Linked DNA regions of Mus musculus: region 1 is linked to region 2. A link is a contact called in ENCODE Hi-C data. All regions are on one chromosome and are shown on one strand. Each heading gives the region's core, a stretch centred on a gene start or an enhancer-like site at or near the end of the contact. The rest is flanking DNA. Distances are from core to core; before and after follow the strand shown.

Evidence for each region. Hi-C counts contacts between places; a loop is a spot of excess contacts on that map.
Region 1: a map of gastrocnemius shows a loop between it and region 2 (2.4-fold over the local background). The contact joins the promoter of Ift81 here to the promoter of Ccdc63 in region 2. A Hi-C loop is called at or near these places in 2 of 37 maps with a recorded cell type or tissue (gastrocnemius and v-Abl transformed pro-B cells).

Annotation. Positions count from the first base shown.
Region 1 is chr5:122,612,708-122,615,802 of GRCm38, reverse strand. Ift81 (intraflagellar transport 81) reads left to right here and starts at 1,259. Exons shown (of 19, transcript NM_009879.4): 1 at 1,259-1,365.
Region 2 is chr5:122,130,602-122,133,957 of GRCm38, reverse strand. It overlaps Ccdc63 (coiled-coil domain containing 63), which reads left to right and starts at 1,993. Exons shown (of 12, transcript NM_001384199.1): 1 at 1,993-2,037.

The DNA.
Region 1 (3,095 bases), core at 10-2,509, 480 kb before region 2:
AAGGTCGGAGGTGTAACTCAGTGGTAGAGTTCTTTCCTAGCACAGGCTATAGGAGAACAGGATGAGGAGGTGGAGGAAGAGGGGGTGGAGCGGGAGGTGAGGTAGAAGTGACAAGCTTTCAGAACCGCTGTTAGAGCCTGTTAGAAATCTATTCAAAATCTCAAACACAGTTCAGTTAGAAGGTACCATTAGGAGCTTACATACCAGACTTGACCAGGCGTCTCTGGGGGGAAAAGAAAAGCTACCCACAGTTTGTTTCAGACAGAATAAGCAAGGTCTCTATGCTGTAAAACTGTTGCTAGGAATGTCTTCTTAGACTCCTCAGTGAATCCCACCAAGGAATCACAGGGTGAAGTCAGTTCCTCCTTTCGTCTGTAGCAGGTGGGGACACCACAATCTGTCTCTGTGGAACCTGTCTCTAGGTTTGTGTGCCAAGCGCCTTTACCAGTTGAGCTACCTCAACAGGTCATTTGGATTCTTTTTACTGGTCTTTAAACAGCGCTCTGTCTAATGGAGACATGACAGTATGATTCCTTCAGCCATCCCTGTCCCCCAGTAAACGTCACACATACTCTGTCATCACTGAGACATCTTGGTACATTTCTCTCCGTCCTGGGCTGTTTAACTATATTGCCTCTCTTTCCCCATCATCTCTGTGAGGACAGAACCAACCCTATTGGGTCTTGTTCTCTATTGCATTTCCAGCAGTCAGCAGTATGGAATGCCTAATTTATCATTTGTTAGCTTGAGGTTGTGGCAAGTCTGGTATTACATTTACTGTTTCTCCAAGGATGTCTGAGCATCTAACCTAGTTTTCAGAGTAGGCCTCCATTTGTCCCGGTCTGTCTCTCCTCTCCATGTCTGGGTCTCTCAATCCATAGTTTATAATTGTTCCATGCATGATTTAACCTGGAGATTCTTTCGTCGAAAACCTAAATTCGGAAACCACGCCCAATGCTTTCTGACCCCAAACCCTATCCAGTCCTGCTTCAAACAAGTCGCCCCAAGTTTGGTAAATAAATGAATGAATGAATGAAACAGCACACGCAAACAGCACAGGTTAAGCCCTTTGTCAAGGTGAGAACGGTAGACGGTTCGCAAAGGTTATTATCAGCAGGAGTCTAAGTGGGAATAACAGCCAGAGTCACCCTAGGCTTTCTGCAGAGGTTCGGAACCCCAGGTACCAGGGCCAAGCTTTCCAGCCCGAGGCTCCGCCCTCCGGTGTGCGCGCGCCCCCCTCCTCCCCGAGCCAGAGGAAGTGACGTCACCGCATGGCAACCGTTGCCAAGGAGCGGTCTCTAAGAACCCGCAAGCGCCCCAGTGCCTCCCGAGGGTGGGGAGGTGGTTTCGTGAGGAGGATTTGAGGTAACCCCCGCCAACTCGCGGTCGGGAACTCCGCGAACCCCCGAATCCCGTCAAGCTGCGCCCGCTCCCGGCCGGTGGCGGCAGCAGGGCCTGTCGGGGGGCGGGGGGTCGGCCGCGCGGGTCCCCCTCGGTCTCCGGGCGTCGCAGGAGGCCGTAGGCCTGCGCGCGCTGCCCCGGCTGGGCCGGATACCACGCGCGTCCTGGTTTTAATTCTTGCCCCGGCTCCCCCTGGGTGCTGCAGTGGGTGAGTGCTGGTGAATTAGCTCGGCCGGTTGCGCTGGAAGAGGGAGAGTAATTGCTTTTGCTAATTTTAGCGCGCAGCGCCCGGCGGGCAGCGACAGCCCTACCTGGTTCAAGAGCATCTCTGTCCTCTGAAAGCTGGTGGGGCAACGCAGCTCATTTCTTTTCTTAAAAAAGTTTGGAAACTTGGCGTGTATTAGTTGCGCATAATGGGTACCACTGTATTCACACATGCATACATATAGTGTATTCCATCACCCCATCCCCGTTTCTCGCTCTTCGCTTTCCTGCTCCCACGGAATCCATTTCCTAACCCTTCTCCCTTCGACTTTTTTGCCCCCACCTCACTCCCCTTTTCTTTTGGAGGTCCAATGAGTTTAATTATGGTTCCCCACCCTTAGCAACCATTAAGTTGCCTGTAATAATCGTGAGCCCCTCCCCTTTTCTTCTCTTGGCAACATTTTCTTGCTTATCCAGATATTTGGTTTGATTTTGTGTTTCTCAGAGAAGAAAAAGCCGTATGGACAACTTCTAAATTAGTTTAAATATATGTGGATATAAGGATGTGTATTATATTTTTACAGTTGAAAACTTGAGCCTCCCAAGTTTTTAAAAAGTAAAGATATTCTCTGTAATTTATTTATTTCTGGCTTGTTTTTTGAGACAATGCTTCTCTGTAGAGTCCTGGCTGGCCAGGAACTCACTCTGTAGACCAGGCTGGCCTCAAACTCAGAAATCCTCCTGCCTCTGCCTCCTAGCACTGAGATTAAAATTGCACACTACTATCCCTGAGATAGTCTTTATATATAAACTTAAAAAGAAACCTTAAATTTAGCAACCATACTGGTTGTGCCATCCTTTCTTATCTTTTAGAACAACTTTATTTCCTTCCTTCTAGCTTCCTTCCTCCTTTCCTTCCTTCCTTTCTTCCAAATGTCTTCTAAATGTAAGCTTCACCCACCCAATTAAAGAACCCATTTCATGCCAGACTTGGTGGCTCTTGATTTTAATTCCAGCACTCAGGAGAGAGAAGCTTGGTCTACACCGTGAGTTCCAGGCCAGCTAAGGCTACACAGCAAAACCTGTTTTAAAAGGAGAGAAAGAGAGAGAGAGAGAGAGAGAGAGAGCGCGCGAGCATGTGTGTTGGGGGGGGTGGAGTAAGATGCTCAGGGCTTACTTTATGTCTTGAGTGAAACAGTATCTGTCTCATAGTTTTAACTAAGAAAGCATTGAGATGACTTTGTCGTCTTGTCCACCTCACCTTTTCTAGTTTAAGAGGGTCTTATAGTGCAGCCCAGGTTGGCCTTAAACTTTGCCTCCTTCTTTCTCAGCCGCCTCACTTCTGGGCTTACAGTGTGGGGCAGTGCTCAGGAATAGCAGTTCAGTTTTGTTGCTGTGATTTTGACAAGGTCTCAAGGCGCCCAAGCGGCTTTGACCTCACACTAAGTAGCCAAGCAAGGGCCACCTTGAACTTGTGATCTTCCTGCTTC
Region 2 (3,356 bases), core at 744-3,243:
GGCTTGAAGATCTAATTGGACAAAACTGAGCCAAGCCTTCTTTTCCTGTCCAGTCAGAATGAGAGCAGATGGAGACCACCGCACGCCACAGAATGACAGGCAGAGGGCCCTGTGTGGACATGGCCTCTGTACCTCAGTTCCCTCGCTGAACATTAAAGTGCTGGGATCCAAGGCTGAGCTCCCCTTGGCTTGACCCCAGTGCCTGTGAACTCAGTTTAAAGAATTCAAACTGGGGTGTGGAAGAGAGGCACGTATATCACAGAGCGAGTGGAGAACATTCTCCAGGGGTGGTAGTTTTCAGGGTGGGGGGCAAGTGATCAAGGCACCCACCTACCCTTCAGACAGGCTCTGTACAATTCCTAAGGCCCCCAGAGCCCGCCAGGTTGGTGTCATGTTCAGGGGACTGACTGGCCATTCTGCATCCACTGTTCTGGGAAGGGATAATCCTAACCCATGTTTTTTGTTTGTTTGGTTGGTTTTGGTTTTTTCGAGACATGGTTTCTCTGTATAGCCCTGGCTGTCCTGGAACTCACTCTGTAGATCAGGCTGGCCTCGAACTCAGAAATCCACCTGCCTCTGCCTCCCAAGTGTTGGGACTAAAGGCATGCGCCACCACTGCCCGGCCTAACCCATGTTCTTTATCACTAAGCACACTGCTAGATAAGGGTCTTGTAGGATGTAGACAGTTGCTTGGGTTTGAATGACTCGTAATTAACAGACTCGGGAAGTTCTGAGACGACTCTACCGTGGGTCAGAACTGTGACTCAGAGTCCACTCTTTTGGCTTCTAATAAAAGTCCTGAAGTTGCAGCTCCAGGTTTTCCCAGGGGCCGATGACCGGGGAGGGGTGCCCTATACTTACCCTATACCCGCAGTCACTATCTGAGGAGCTAGCCAACATTGTAGACCATCAGCCACTGGTCTCCCTTAGGCTTGCAACAGGGCTGCCAGCAACCAACAGAGGCAGCATATCTCCTATTTCCTTTTCAGCGACAGCAAAGCACCTTCCTCTTCTCTAACCTTGGGCTGTGGGAAGCTCCTCTGGTGCCTTTGAGACCACGACCAGTAATTATAAGCCCACCCCTGTGGCAGACTCCAGGAAATAATGCACCCCACCCCCGCTGTTGCCCCCAGACATGGTTTCTCTGTGTAGCTCTGGGTGTCCTGGAACTCAACTCTGTAGACCAGGCTGGCCTTGAACTCAGAGATCTGCCTGTCTCCGCTTTCCGAGTGCTGGGATTAAAGGCATCGATAGATCCACTGCCTGGCACCAGTTAGTCTCTTAACGTTCCTAGTCCAAGCATTGACTGGGAAGGATGGGCTGATTTGGGTATCTGACCGCCGTGGAGACTGTCTTGCTGTGTGTGCTGGTTCCATTTGTTTACCGCTGGCAGCTTTGTTTGCTCTAGGCTACACTGGGGGCGCACGCGAGGGGCCGTGGCGGGGGTGGGGGGGTGGGGGTGGGGTGGGGCTCGTTCTTCTTGGCAAGAGGGCCGAGTTCTGCACCCAGGAAGAACCGCGATGGGAAACCTTCGCCAGAGAGGCATGTTTCTAACCACTGCCCACCCAGTGGCAGACAGTGGAGAGCAGCCGAAACAGCAGGACCCGAGGGCAACTTCCAGATGGTGAAGGGCGGACCGGGGTAAAGTCATTGCCTAACCTGCCCCAGGTTTAATCTCCAAACTCTGAAAACAAGTCGTTTTAGGTCACTGTGTAACAGAAAGGAGGTATTTAATGGTGAAGCGAGAGGAAAGAGAGTAGTAACCCAGGGAGGGAGGGAATGGAAGCTGGCTTGGTGGCCAAGGTGGCCAAGGTGTTTGACACAGGGCAGCTGAGGGTAGCCCAGGAATGCGTTGCCCTGTCCCCTCTGGTAAAATGCGGGTTCTCCGTGGGTCCGGTTGTCTCGGCTGTCCTTAGAGAACGCGAGTCGCCGCTGTCACAAAGGCGCGGGTTCCAGGGCGGAGAACGCGGGGTGCGGAGCTGGCTGCCACTTAGACACACGAGCCGCCACTACCGGGAGCCGCGGGAGCCGTGGGTGGTAAGTTAGGGTACACACAGCGCCCCCTGCCGGGGATGAGCAGAGGTGAGGCAGGAACCAGCCACTGCCACCATAAACGCTCCCCAAACTCAAAGAGCTATATGTGCTCTCAAGCGACTGTGTATTTATTTATTACGTATCCATTCACTTACAGCACAGACTGACCTTGAAGTAAAGCTACAGCCAAAGATCTTGACCTCATGATCTTCCTGTTTCCACCTCCCGCGTCACTCAGGCCAGCACCACCACGCCCACCTTTTGTTTTCTTTTTAAAACAAATTGATCACGTCGTGAGGGTGGCTGAACCACAGCTCAGTTCCCCACAACACTAAGCACACAGTAGGCGCTTGTTTGTATGCCAAATCGACTTAGACATTCACACTGCCACAACTCTCATGATTTATAAGTCCCCAGAAATTTCATTTCAAATTGTCTCATGAAAAGTTCTTCCTGTCTGGTGTGATAGGACGCGATCCAGTGACATCTTCTGGTCTGGCTAAGCCTTGAGGTTTTGGTGTTTATGGTTTCTCTCCCCATGCTAGTATGATTCATAGAGCCCCATGGAACTGGCTGACCTAGATTCCCCAGGTTAAAATTCAGTTACTAAATTCTCTCCAGTGTACAACAGGAATTACTGGTCCACGGAAGTGGGAGGGGATTATGCAGATTAGGGGAGGGCGTGGCCCTCCCCACTGTCTAGATGGGGAACTGAGGCTCCAGAGAGCAGCACAGATGTACCTGAGGTCCGTTAGAGGCTGGGCAAGAATGTGAATGGAGAACCTGGAATTCCACATAGGACCTCGCAGTTTCTGGGACACAGTGGGCCTAACAACCCTTTGGGGCTTGTCTGCTAATGTCCCCACTCCTAAGTGCCTCTGGGCAGGTAGCATTCAAGTTCTGATATGATAAAATGTTCCTCTGGGTTGCTGGTTGCTGGTTCCTGATCCTAGAAGTGGGGTATGGGTGGGGTAATCACAGCGTAGGCAGGGTTTCAACTCTGTTGTGTGTGTGGGTGTGGGATAGGTATGTATCAGTGGGTAGTGCTGGCCTAGCCTGCATGAAGTACCGGATATGGTAGCACATGCCTCTAATCCCAGCACTTTGGAGGTGGAGGCAGGAGGATCAGGAGATCAAGGCCAGCCTTGGCAGCATACTGAGTTTGAGGCCAGCCTCGACTACAGGAGACTCTGTCCCAAAGTCAAAAAAACCAAAACAGCTCCATCAGGTTGATCATCAGAGGCCTCTGTGCCCCTTTCCTTTAGAGATGTGAGGAGAAGGGTAAGTGACAGGCTGGAGCCATCTGCCCAGGTCCTAATAAT